2 separate regions of the Homo sapiens genome follow, and region 1 is linked to region 2. Evidence: read pairs that join two places in POLR2A ChIA-PET (ENCODE). Cell type or tissue: GM12878. All regions are shown on one strand. Links, peaks and the distances in the headings refer to the core of each region. The heading gives the core; the rest is flanking DNA.

The links. ChIA-PET counts read pairs that join two places held together with the same protein. Peaks named below come from ENCODE experiments on the same cell type or tissue, not always from the same donor. Only the 100,000 strongest peaks of a DNase experiment are listed, where the experiment ranks them.
Region 1: POLR2A ChIA-PET joins it to region 2 with 8 read pairs; 8 of 35 experiments call an interaction of 5 or more read pairs at or near these places.

What each region holds. Positions count from the first base shown.
Region 1 is chr1:224,320,227-224,325,226 of GRCh38, forward strand. All of the region lies in intron 2 of NVL (nuclear VCP like), which reads right to left. Among named protein-coding and RNA genes, the nearest start is that of NVL, 7.4 kb to the right of the region's middle. In GM12878, for the core only: no CTCF peak of the experiment used is centred there; no DNase peak of the experiment used is centred there.
Region 2 is chr1:224,373,314-224,381,549 of GRCh38, forward strand. CNIH4 (cornichon family member 4) reads left to right here. Exons shown (of 5, transcript NM_014184.4): 5 at 2,482-6,139. The coding sequence ends at 2,509. Among named protein-coding and RNA genes, the nearest start is that of CNIH4, 21 kb to the left of the region's middle. RefSeq lists enhancers at 4,234-4,283, 4,654-4,743. In GM12878, for the core only: no CTCF peak of the experiment used is centred there; DNase peaks (open chromatin) are centred at 4,558 and 5,813; H3K4me3 peaks cover 238 bases; H3K27ac peaks cover 1,943 bases.

The DNA of each region.
Region 1 (5,000 bases), core at 1-5,000, 55 kb before region 2:
AATAAATAAACTGTGGTTATATAATAAAAGCCTTTGTCCTTAGGGAATAGATAGTATGCATGGATAAAGGGACATTCTAGGTAGAGTATATGGGTGTTCTTTGTACTATTTTTTCCATTTTCCTCTTTATAAAAATCTGTGCCAGCGCAGTGGCTCACACTTGTAATCCCAGTACTTTGGGAGGCCAAGATGGGCGGATCATTTGCGGTCAGGAGTTCGAAACTAGCCTGGCCAACATGGTAAAACCCCATCTCTACTAAAAATACAAAAATCAGCCAGGCATGGTGGTGGGTGCCTGTAATCCCAGCTACTTGGGAGGCTGAGGCAGGAGTATCACTTGAGCCCAGGAGGTGGAGGTTGCAGTGGGCAGACATCACACCACCACACTCCAGCCTGGGTGACTGAGTGAGACTCCATCTCAAAAAAAAAAAAAACTTTATGTTTTTGAGACAGGGTCTCACTCAGTCAGGCTGAAGTGTAGTTGTGCAATCAGAGCTTGCCACAACCTCAACCTCCTGGTCTCATGCAATCCTCCCACCCCAGCATCCGAGTAGGTACGATGACAGACACGTGCCAGCACACCTAGTTAATTTTTTGATTTTTTTTGCAGAGATGGGGGTCTCACTATGTTGTCTAAGCTCGTCTGGGTCAGTTTTTCTTAAATGTGAAATTACTTCAAAACACAAAGTTTTAGATGAGGCAAATATTGTACTAAATCATGACCATTTAAAAAGGCAACTTGGGGCCTGGCACGGTGGCTCATGCCTGGAATCCTAGCACTTTAGGAGGCTGAGGCGAGAGGATCACTTGAGCTCAGGAGTTCAAGGCCAGCTGGGCAACATGGCAAAACCCCATCTCTACAAAAAATACAAAGAATCAGCGGGGCATGGTGGCATGTGCCTTAGTTCCAGCCATCTGGGGGCTGAGGCAGAAGGATGAGCCCAGGGGGCTGAAGCTGCAGTGAGCCGAGATTGAGCCACTGCACTCCAACCTGGATGATAGAGCGAGACTGTGTCTCCAAAAAATAAATAAATAATTAATTAAAAATTAAACAAAGAGAGAAAGAAAGACGTAAAAGCGATTCTTCACTCATGAGCCATACAAAACAAGGTGGTAGGCAGGAACTGGTTTGAGGGCCATAGTTTGCCAACACCTGGATAAGAGAAGATGGCAGATGGATGTAGGCAGAATGTTTAAAAGCTGAAACAGGCCAGGTGTAGTGGCTCATGCCTATAATCCTAACACTTTGGGATGCCAAGGCAGGAGGATCACTTGAGGTCAAGAGTTCAAGACCAGACTGGCCAACATGGCGAAACCACATCTCTACTAAAAATACAAAAATTATTTTTAGTAATAATTTTTAAATAAATTTTAAATAAATTTTTAGGGTGTGGTGGTGTACACCTGTAGTCCTGGCTACTTGGGAGGCTGAGGCAGGAGAGTCACTTGAACCCAGGAGGCGGAGGTTGCAGTGAGCCGAGATTGCCCCGCTGCACTCCACCCTGAGCAACAGAGTAAGATTCCACCTCAAAAAAAAAAAAAAAAACTGAAACAGTAGTCTAGACAAGAAATAATGAGGCTCTGGATTAGGCTAGTATAGTAATGGTAGGGAAAGGAGAGAACAGGCATCATGAAATATTTAAGAGACCACAGCAAGGCTTCTTGGTGACTTATTATAGACATGGCAGGGGGATTCAAGGCTAGGTAGAAGGAAGTGGACAACATACAGATTAACCTGGGTGACTGGCTGAGTAACAGTCATACCACCAACTAAGAAAAAAGGTTACCAACAAAACACAACTCACAGATTTCAATGGAGTGAGTGGCGGGGATAGAAACAATCTTAGTTTAGTCTTTATTTTTATTTTTTAAGAGACAGGGTCTTGCTCTGTCACCCACGCTTCAGTGCAGCGGTGCAATCGTAGCTCACTGCAGCCTTGAATTCCTGGCCTCAAGTGATCCTCCTGCTTCAACTTCCTGAGTAGCTAAGACAGACTACAGGTGCATGCCACGCTAATTTTTTTTTTTTTTTTTTTTGGTAGAGACAGAATCTTGCTATGTTGCCCAGTCTGGTCTCAAACTCCTAGCCTCAAGCAATCCTCCTGTGTCAGCCTCTCTAAGTGCTGAAATTACAGGTGTGAGCCACTGTGCCCTGGCCTTAGACCACTCATTAAATAAATTCTGATCAGGGGAAGGAAAAATACTACTGAGTGGTAGCCAAAGTGAGGTATACTATTGTTTTAAAAAGCTTTCTGTCTTAGTTTCTCTTCTTTTCTTCCTTCCTAATACAGATTTTGGTATTGATAAGTATAGTGCTACTGTGACAAATACCTTAAAATGTAGAAATGGTTTCAGAACTAGGTAGTAGAGGCCAGAGAGTTTTGAGGTGCATGTTAGAAGAAACCTAGATGGCTCTGAAGTGACTGCTGTTAGAAATATGGACACCGCAGGGCGTGGTGGCTCATGCCTATAATCCTAGCATGTTGGGAGAATGAGGCGGGCAGATTGCCTGAGCTCAGGAGTTCAAGACCAGCCTGGGCAACACAGTGAAACCCTGTCGCTACTAAAATACAAAAAATTAGCCAGGCATGGTGGCGTGCACCCGTAGTCCCAGCCCCTCGGGAGGCTGAGGCAGGAGAATCGCTTGAACCAGGGAGGCAGAGGTTGCAGTGAGCTGAGATTGCGCCACTGCACTCCAGCCTGGGTGACAGAGTGAGACTCCATCTCCAAAAAAAAAAAGACACGGAAGGCAATTCTGGTAAGAGCTCAGAAAGACAAGAGAAGAGCTGTACAGGAAGGTTCTATAGTTATATACACACAGAGAGAGAATGCTATTAGAAATATGAATGTTAAAGATGCTTCTGGTGAGGTCTCAGACAGAAATGAGAAGCAGGATATTGGAAATTGGAAGAAAGGCAGTCCATGTTACGAAGTGGCAGAGGACTTGTGTTTTACTGTTTTAAAAGTAGAACTTGTAAGTGATGAATCTAGATATTTCACTCACATTTCCAAGCAAAGTGTTGAAGTGTGGCCTGATTTCTCCTTGCTGCTTATAGTAAAATTTTACAGTATAGAGAGACATAAAGAAGGAATTGTTCAACAAAAAGGAAACTAGAACCTGAAGATTGGAAAATTCTCAGTTTATCCATATTGTAAAAAATGAAAAAGCATAATCTAAAGAGAACATCAAGGGTGTGGGGGGACAACAATTTGCTAAAGCGATTACCAGCATATGACTTATGGATCCAGTCAGCCATCTTAGCAGAAGCCAGGAATAGACATGGGGTTAAAGCAACAGAAACACTGCCAGCTTGGACTGAAGGGACCGAGATGGGGACAAAATTAAGGAAGGCTGTTGGACTTCCAGGATTCTATAGGACAGGGCCAATAAAACCATCCAGTTGTGAACACAAGTTATCCTTCAAGAAAAGGGAAGAACGACCCTTCAGGAGGCTCAAAAGAAGGCAGGGCTGCCACTGCCAACACAAACCCAGAGGGCACAGGTCCGGCAGGTGGGGCTGCCTCCTCCTAGGTAACAGGGCAGGATCACCACCCTACGGAGCCCACAGGGCAGGGCATCAAGCCAAAGAGGATTATTCTAACATCTGAAAATCTAATGACATTTGCCCTGCTTGGTTTTAGATTTGCTTGGGACCCATGACCCTTTCTTTTTTCCAATTGCTCTCTTTTAGAATAGGAATGAATGTCTAACCTACACCTATGCCTGTCCTGCCATTGTACAATTGTGCATCACTAAACAATGGAGACACATTCTGAGAAGTGTATCATTAAGCATTTTCATTGTGTGAAAACAAAAATAAGTAAGAGTATACTTACACAAACCTAGATGGGCTAGCCTATTACACACCTAGACTACATGGTATAGCCTACTGTGCCTACAAACCTATACAGCACATTATTGTACTAAATACTATAGGCAACTGTAACACAATGGTATTGTGTTTTTAAACATATCTAAACACAGAAAAGGTACAGTACAAATATGATGTAATAATCTTATGGGATCACCATCATACATGAGGTCCATCATTGACTGAAACACTGTTATATAGCACATGCCTGTATTTTGGAAGCAGATAACTTGTCTGGTTTCACAGGTTAATAGATGAAGAGGAATTTTGCCCCAGGATAAATCATACCTTGAATCTCAGCCATTACCAATTAATTTAGATAACATTATTTTTATTTATTTTATTTTTAGAGACAGGGTCTTGCTCTGTTACCCAGCTGGAGTGCACTGGTGCAATCATAGCTCACTGCAACCTTGAACTCCTGGGCTCAAGCGATCCTCCCACCTCAGCCTCTTGAGTAGCAAGGACTACAGGTTCAGGCCACCATGCCCAGCTAATTATTTCTATTTTCATTTTGTAGAGATGGGGTCTCACTATGTTCCCCAAGTTGGTCTTGAACTCTATGGCCTTAAGCCAATGGCCCCTCAAAATGCTGGGATTATAGGTGTGAGTCCTTGCATCTGGCCTGATTTAGATGATATTGAGATGAGAGTTTGGACTTAAGAGTTGATGCTAAAATGAGTTAAGACTTTTGGGGCTTGTGGAATGGAATGAATGTATCTGCACATGAGAAGGCCATGAATTTTGGGAGCCACAGGACAGAGTCCAATAAGCTGAATTGTGTTTCCCTTATATTCTTATGTTGATGTCCTAACCCCCAGTACCTCTGAATATGACTGCATTTGGAGATAGAGCCTCTAGAAATAATTAAGGTATTCTTGGCCAGGTGCGGTGGCTCCCACCTATAACCCCAGCACTTTGGGAGGCTGAGGTAGGCAGATCACCTGAGGTCAGGAGTTCAAGACCAGCCTGGCCAACATGGTGAAACCCCATCTCTATTAAAAATACAAAAATTAGTTGGGTGTGGTTAGCACACGCCTGTAATCCCAGCTACTCAGGAGGCTGAGGCAGGAGAATCGCTTAAACCCAGGAGGCAGAGCTTGCAGTGAGCCGAGATCGCGCCACTGC
Region 2 (8,236 bases), core at 1,785-6,784:
AGCTAAGGTTATCCTTTCTTCATCCTCCCCACCCCTGCGGTTTCATGCTGTTGGAAAGTAAACTAGAGCAGGCATCTCCTGGGGGCGGTGCTGTAGGTACAGCCCACGTAGTCATGCTTTGCAGAGTAAATTTAGGCTTGGAGGTATCTTGCTTAGTAGACTCAAAGTCTTAGGATTTAAAAATGTACATGAGTTTCTGAACTCTTAGTCGTAGAATTTAAAGTGGTGGGGAGTGGCTGGGCTCGGTGGCTCATGCCTGTAATCCCAGCACTTTGGGAGGCCGAGGTGGGTGGATCACAAGGTCAGGAGTTCAAGACCAGCCTGGCCCAAATGGTGAAACCCCATCTCTACTAAATATACAAAAATTGGCCAGGTGTGGTGGCGGGCGCCTGTAATCCCAGCTACTCGGGAGGCTGAGGCAGGAGAATCGCTTGAACCCGGGAGGTGGAGGTTGCGGTGAGCCGATATCATGCCACTGCACTGCAGCCTGGGTGACAGAGTAAGGCTCCGTCTCAAAAAAAAAGAAAAAATAAAGTGGTGGGGAGTTGGACTGGAGGAATTAAGATGTAATTTTGGGGCAGGTTTAAGATATTGTTCTTTATAACTAAATAAAAGATAGGCAACTCATGTAACTGGTTTGCCTGGGCAGCTGTGTACTTCACTGGCTGTACAGTTTTCTTTTCTCTCTTCCCTTCCTTTCCCTTCCCTATCAGCCTGTCATTTTCAGCCACATTGCTATTACGTTACCCTTTGGTGTTACATATAGTTCAGAGGGTCAGAAGATGTCCTTGTAGCACTTTTCTCTTGGTTTTTGGTTGCTGTTTTTAAACAGTGGTTTTGCTATTACTACCAAGTCATTAGCTTTTGATTGCAGAGATTTTATGCTACTTGTCTTTGTATCTAACATCTGCCACACCTTGCCTAATACCTTGGACCTAGTTGACATTTCAGGACTTGTTGAATGGAGTTAAAGTTTTGAAAAAATGCTCATCTTCTTTAGAGAATGGGGGAATCTATGCTTTTGGTTTTTTGATTGGGTGCTAGCCTAGTGGAATGTGGGCTCTACCACTTACACTGTGGCCTGGGGCAAGTTTCGTTTCTTTTTTTTTTTTCTTTTGAGATGGAGTCTCACACTCTGTCCCCCAGGCTGGAGTGCAGTGGCATGATCTCAGCTCACTGCAGCCTCCGCCTCCCAGGTTCCAGGGATTCTCTTGCTTCAGCCTCCCGTGTAGCTGGGATTATAGGCGCACGCCACCATGCCCGGCTAATTTTTGTATCTTTAGTAGAGTCAGGGTTTCACCATGTTGGTCAGGTGATCCACCCACCTCGGCCTCCCAAAGTGCTGGGATTACAGGCGTGAGCCACCACACCCGGCCTGGGGCAAGTTTCTTAACTTGTCTGAGCCTCAGTTTCTGATCTGAAAAGGGGATATTAATGATATTAATAGTACCTACCTCATCACATTTTAATGTGGGCTGAGATAATACATGTAAGACACTTGTTTATGCTGACCCATAGTAAACTCTCAAAAATCTTTAAAAAATATTAGCTGCTATCATTAATTTTTACTGTGCATTGAGTACATTTAGTATGGTTGAATTTGGACAATTATTTATACCATAAGTGATGTAAGGATATTTTTGTGTATTTTAGGCATTTCATTTCAGCAGAGCAAGGCTGATCCCAGTATTTCAAAGGAAAGGATGGTTTTGTTATTGTTAACTGTGTCAATTTTAGTGGCGTAGCATTTATTGGGTGACTGCTGTGTGTCAGACATTGTGTACAACATTGCAAGTGACACAGAGGAGCAGCACAGAACCCCTACGGTAAAAGCTTGGAACTTGGTAATTGCAGGCCCGGTTGCTAGTAGAACATGAAAGTGGTAATGCTTGGGCCCTGCTTTCATCTCAAGAGTTGCTCATAGTCCAGTGGTAGAGACAACATGTAAGCCACAGCAGCAGGAAGAAGAGCTGTGGAAGGAGGCTGTGCAACTGCCCTGGGCTGAGAGGCCAGCTTCCCCAACGAGGTGCCCTAGAGCCAATCACAAAACCTGAGTAAGAAGTTACTGCTTTGATGGAGTGGTGGGATGGGGAGAAGAGGTTCCAGGCATAGAACAGTATGTATCTGGCTAGAGAATTTAAAGGTTTTTTTTTCTGGACATAGGTGTTTTTTGTTTTGTTTTGTTTTTTTTTAACTGAGCTAGGTTGTTTTTGTTTTGTTTTGTTTTTATTTTTTTAACTATAGCCTAACATAGGTTTTAAGTTGTACTTCCCCCAACTCCCCACCCCCAGTCACTCTTTTTTAGTGAAAAAGTTTGGACATGAAAGATCCTAATATATTCTTTCCTTTGGGTATGAATGATTGTCTTTTACTCAAATGATTGTTCCTTTGTGAACCTTAGGGACGCAAGTCTGGACAAACCAGGCTCTGTAGGAACATTCCTGAGAAAACATTAGTGACATTCATTTCTTCTTTCCACAGTATGATCTTAGCTTTGATAAATGACTGAAGCTGGAGAAGCCGTGGTTGAAGTCAGCCTACACTACAGTGCACAGTTGAGGAGCCAGAGACTTCTTAAATCATCCTTAGAACCGTGACCATAGCAGTATATATTTTCCTCTTGGAACAAAAAACTATTTTTGCTGTATTTTTACCATATAAAGTATTTAAAAAACATGAATTGAGTTTCTGTAGATTTCTAGTTCTCAACTTTAGCCTGAACGCCAACACTTGAAGGTGTTTTTCATCCTCTGTATGTTGAAGGTGGTTATTTGTATGTAGGAACAGGACTGCCATCCCAGCTTTGCATGCCAAAGAAATAAAGAACACACTTTAAAGGGCAAACTGAAGAGATGAGCGAGCAAAGGTGCCCTTCAGGTCTACTGAAAAGTTAGAGTACAAAACAACACTGTTGATCTGGACAAAAGAAGAAAAATTACCCTTTTTGCTTGTGTTGTGACAACTTCATTTAATATGGTTTAAAGATTTATGAGACTGTCAGCTAAAAGTCTTTTCACAAGAATGTCAACAGAGAATGGCATCTCAAAATATATATATTTCTTTGCACAATTTGTGAAACCTTATAAGCCATTTTCCCCAGGTACAATGTAGTTCCTGCTGATAGAAAGGAAATATTTTGTCAAGAGCTTTCATTTAAAAGCTACTACCTCCACAATCACCCCCAAACCCAGAAAATCCCCACTGGCTCTTGCCAGTCTGGTTTTCGTATTGCAGTTATTCCAATTGTATTTGATCTCCCTGATAACGTATTTTCATGGGTTTGGGTAGAAGATGCTAATCAGATTAGAAGCAGGAATAGTTATTTGCTGTCTGTGAAATTGAGCCTTTTGGTGCGCCACGTGGTGCCAGATCAACACTTCTATCCCTCTGCACTGACCACGTTGTGAACTGGGAGACCAAATGCAAGCCATTTCATGGACATAGCAATATACAACCAAACTCTGTTCCTTGGAGTTATATTGTAAACTCTTGCAGGTGGGAGAGCAGTTCACCTCCTTAGCTCTGTTTGCCAGCTCTTACAGGGTAAAATAAACCTGGCAATTTATCCTCAGTCCTAGTTTGTGGTTTAATGTTGCTATCTTAAGCACTGGCATTTGGGCAAAACATGACTGTGTTCTGTGGGAGAATCCAAAGGCATTATTCACTCTAGTTGAGATAGAATTGGGTGGCTAAACAGGGTGTGTGGTACCCAAAAGATTAAATGTTACATGTCCTTTTAGTCCTTGACCAGGTCTAGCCTTGGCAGAAGCAAGGGAGCCACTAAGCCAAACTCCCTGTGCAGACAGACCATGTTTCAAGGCTGGAAGTAGTGCCCTGGCAACACACAAAAGGAACGGTGAAATGGTAGGCAAAGTGAACTTGGCTCTGCTGGCCTCTTTGGGGTCACAGAAATTGCTCCTTGTGGTAATCTTATATTTCTGTCAGGCACAGGGCCAAGAAGCTGTGTAACAGACATTACTTTGCTTGCATCTCTTTTTCATACCTTTTCCCTCTGAGGCAGCTTTTGCTTAGAAAACAGTCCCTTCACTCTGCCTTTCCTCCTAACTTCCTGTGCCTCTTCATGTTCTGCTCAAGCTTTTTAAAGCAACGAAGCTGTTGGAGAACTTAAATCCTTGCAACTGAGAGATAAGCTACTTAAAGGCGGTAGAGATCTTTTTTTTTTTTTTTTTGAGATGGGGTCTTGCTGTGTTGCCCAGGCTGGAGTGCAGTGGTGTGATCTCAGCTCACTGCAACCTCTGCTTTCTGGGTTCAAGCGATTCTCCTGCCTCAGCCTCCCAAGTAGCTGGGATTACGGCTAGCTACTCCTGGCTAATTTTTGTATTTTTAGTAGAGATGGGGTTTCACCATGTTGGCCAGGCTGGTCTCAAACTCCTGACCTCAAACGATCTGCCTGCCTTGGTCTCCCAAAGTGCTGGGATTATAGGTGTGAGCCACTGCGCCTGGCCATGTAGATGACTTTTGACCAAAATGTTTCACCTTCTCATTCAGATATTCTTAGTAACCAAAACAGTGACTCATGCAGTTGAGAGAGCCTTTGGGCTGTCAGTTTACAGTACATCAGGCTTGCTGAGGCTAAGCAAATCAGAAAGGTGCCATGTTTATAACAGAGGTCAAAGCTCCTTACTTCTGAAACATTAGCTGTGGTTAAAAACAAAAACTCTTCCTTCTTGTATTGCTTGTCTATCAAAGCCAGGAAAGTGGGGGATCACTGTAGTTAAATTTTTTTTTTTTTTAATTAGAGACAGAGTCTTGCCCTGTCGCCCAAGCTGGAGTGCACTGGCGCAATCGTGGTACACTGCAGCCTTGAACTCCTGGACTCAAGCAGTCCTCCTGCCTCAGCTTCCCAAGTAGTTGGGAGTAGGTGCACACCACCATGCCCAGCGAATTTTTTGTAGAGACAGAGGTCTTGCTATGTTGCCTAGGCTGGTATCAAAATTACTGGCCTCAAGCGATTCTCCTGCCTCGGCCTCCCAGATGTTGGGATTACTGGTGTGAGCCACCACGCCCAGCTCAAAAACAATTTTTTTAGGGGCACTTCTACAAATCATGAAAGGGGGATAAAAGCACTGACTTTAAAAAGCCATGTTTAAGATGCTATAAATGTTCTCCCCTTTTCATTGATTGGAGAGTTGTAGAGGACCTTAGAGATCATTTTGTCTAACTCCCTCATCCCAAAGATAAACTGAGGCCTAGAGATCGTTCAGGGTGTTGTAACTGGGAACATCTGAATGCTGAGGCCTAGAGATCGTTCAGGGTGTTGTAACTGGGAACATCTGAATGCTGAGGCCTAGAGATCGTTCAGGGTGTTGTAACTGGGAACATCTGAATGCTGAGGCCTAGAGATCGTTCAGGGTGTTGTAACTGGGAACATCTGAATGCTGAGGCCTAGAGATCGTTCAGGGTGTTGTAACTGGGAACATCTGAATGCTGAGGCCTAGAGATCGTTCAGGGTGTTGTAACTGGGAACATCTGAATGCTGAGGCCTAGAGATCGTTCAGGGTGTTGTAACTGGGAACATCTGAATGCTGAGGCCTAGAGATCGTTCAGGGTGTTGTAACTGGGAACATCTGAATGCTGAGGCTTAGTCCAGTGTTCTCTCTCCCTTACCACTCCTCTTCCCCTTCCCTCTATAATGGCAGTACCCAGGGCCCGGTCCATAGACTACTATCGAGTGCTCCTATGTGCATCTTAGTACGTATCATTTTCCCTTGCCTTTTTCCTTCTATCCTTTCAGTGGTAGCAACTGCCCTTGCTAATCACCGTAACCTCGGCTGAGAAAGAAGAGGAAGCGAAATCCAAGATGCAGCTCAGTTCATCAAAGCCTAGCAGGTCCCCTCAGCTGCCTTTTCATGCCTGCCACAGACTACAGTAGGACAAAACCTGACCTGGTCTTTGAAGTTAAGAGCTAAGAAAGCTTCCTATAGTAGTATCTCCCATGGCACTTACCACATTCTATCTGGTATTACAGTTATTTGTATGCAATTAATCACTCTTAGATTGTATGTTCCTGGAGGGCAGAATATGCCCATTCATATTTGTATCTTCTTCCTTCTGCTCTTGGCACCTAACACAGTGCCTTGCACACAAACAATAAATGATTGTTGAGTGAATAAGTAAACCTGATTGTGGTGTTCTATTGCTTTTTCAGCAAGAAGTCAAACTGATGGCCTTTAAGTCAGAGAAGCAGCAATGGAGCAACATAATCAAAGTTGACCATCTTTGTTTTCAAGACAGTCACATTATGAAATATTCTGACATGCTAGGCTAGGAAATGGCTATAACTGGTTCACTTGAGACTGGAGAAATCAGCTTTGCTAACAGGTAATACTTTGTCAAGTAGTGAGAAATATTATATACTAGGTATAATTAGTTGTCCCCAAAATCTAAATAAACTTGTTCTAATATATGGAAAAGGGCAGCAAGATAGAGAAGGTAAGTTTGAAATTCTACAATATCTGGATCTTTGTCACCTGAGTTTATGTACTTTAAACCAAATATACTATTTTACTATGTAGTATAGCAAAGATTGAAATATTCTTGGTAAATGAAGCCTTTTGGATCTAAGCCATATTTTTCAGGAATTTTTGAAAAGGTAACTTTTTTTTGCTTCAGTTAAATACAGTCTAATGACTGAAGGTCATTCAAAGCTTTCGGGTTATCATTCTTCACTACAGTAATCACAATAATGGTCTGGACATGCTGAAGGGACTGTTCACTGAGCTAACTTGGTTCTGAGCTCAGGTGCTCTTTAATAAGTTCTTGGGTAAAGGCTGCTTTTATTTTTAATTGCTTCCCTCTGAAGCTGGGTGGAGAAGAGTGAGTGGGTGGGTGGTCGGAATCAGCAGGCTGAGAGAGAACTCAGTGGTTTGCCTGTGGCTTCCTCTGCTGTATATTTGGTTTGCTACATCCGTTATGGAGCAATCTTGGTTTCATCTATATCAGTTCCCATTAAACGTTAGCACCTAGTTAGAATGTGAGTTAGTTGAACATACACTTTAATTCCTGTTTTCTAGATCTTATTTCACAGGTTGGATGCAAACTGGGTGAGAATTGAACCTCTCGTGTTGCTTAATTAAAAGTAACACATTTGACTGCCACTGGTATCTATCAGAAAGAGACCTGTGGAGCAGGTTGAATCCTCTGGGGTAGCTTTATATAAATTTGCCAACTTTCTGGGACAGAGTAATAGGATTTACCCGTGTTAGTTGGTAATTTTCTATTTTACCAGGTACAATAATCAACTTACGGTCATACTTGCTGATTCAAACAGCAGAGAAAAAAAATAAACTTACAGTCATTCTTCTTTTATCCATTACCTACCACCTTCTTTGCCCTCCACTGCCCTCCATTTTGAAGCAAATCCCAGACCTTGTTACATCTGTCATATTTTAGTATGTTTCTCTGTAAGATAAGGGTTCTTAAAACACATGCGACTAGAGGAGCAGTGTCACACAAACTGGCAATTCCTTAGAATTAAGTATCTAGGCCAGGCACAGTGGCTCATGCCTGTAATCCCAGCACTTTGGAAAGACAAGGTGGGAGGATCACTTGAGGCCAGGAGGTCGAGACACCCCTAGGCAAAATAGTGAGACCCCATCTCTTAAAAAAAAATTAGCCGATATAGGCACCTATATAGTCCTAGCTACTTGGGAGGCTGACGTGGAGGGATGGCTTGAGCCCAGGAGTTCAAGGTTACAGAGAGCTATGATCACATCTCTGTACTCTAGCCTGGGTAACAGAGCAAGACCCTGTCTCTTGAAAAAAGATTAAAATTTGTTGTGGAGGTTTCCCTCTACAAAACTTGAGTCTGTTTTACAATTAGAGCAATCAGGCCGGGTGCGGTGGCTCATGCCTGTAATCCCAGCACTTTAGGAGGCCAAGGCAGGCAGATCACTTGAGGGCAGGGGTTCAAGACCACCCTGGCCAACATGGTGAAACTTCATCTCTACTAAAAATACAAAAATGGGGCACGGTGGCTCACGCCTGTAATCCCAGCACTTTGGGAGGCCGAGGCGGGTGGATCACAGGGTTAGGAATTCCAGACCAGCCTGACCAACATGGTGAAACCCCGTCTCTACTAAAAATACAAAAATTAGCCAGGCGTTATGGCGGGTGCCTGTAATCCCAGCTACTTGGGAGGCTGAGGCAGGAGAATTGTTTGAACCTGGGAGGCAGAGGTTGCAGTGAGCCGAGATCGCACCACTGCACTCCAGCC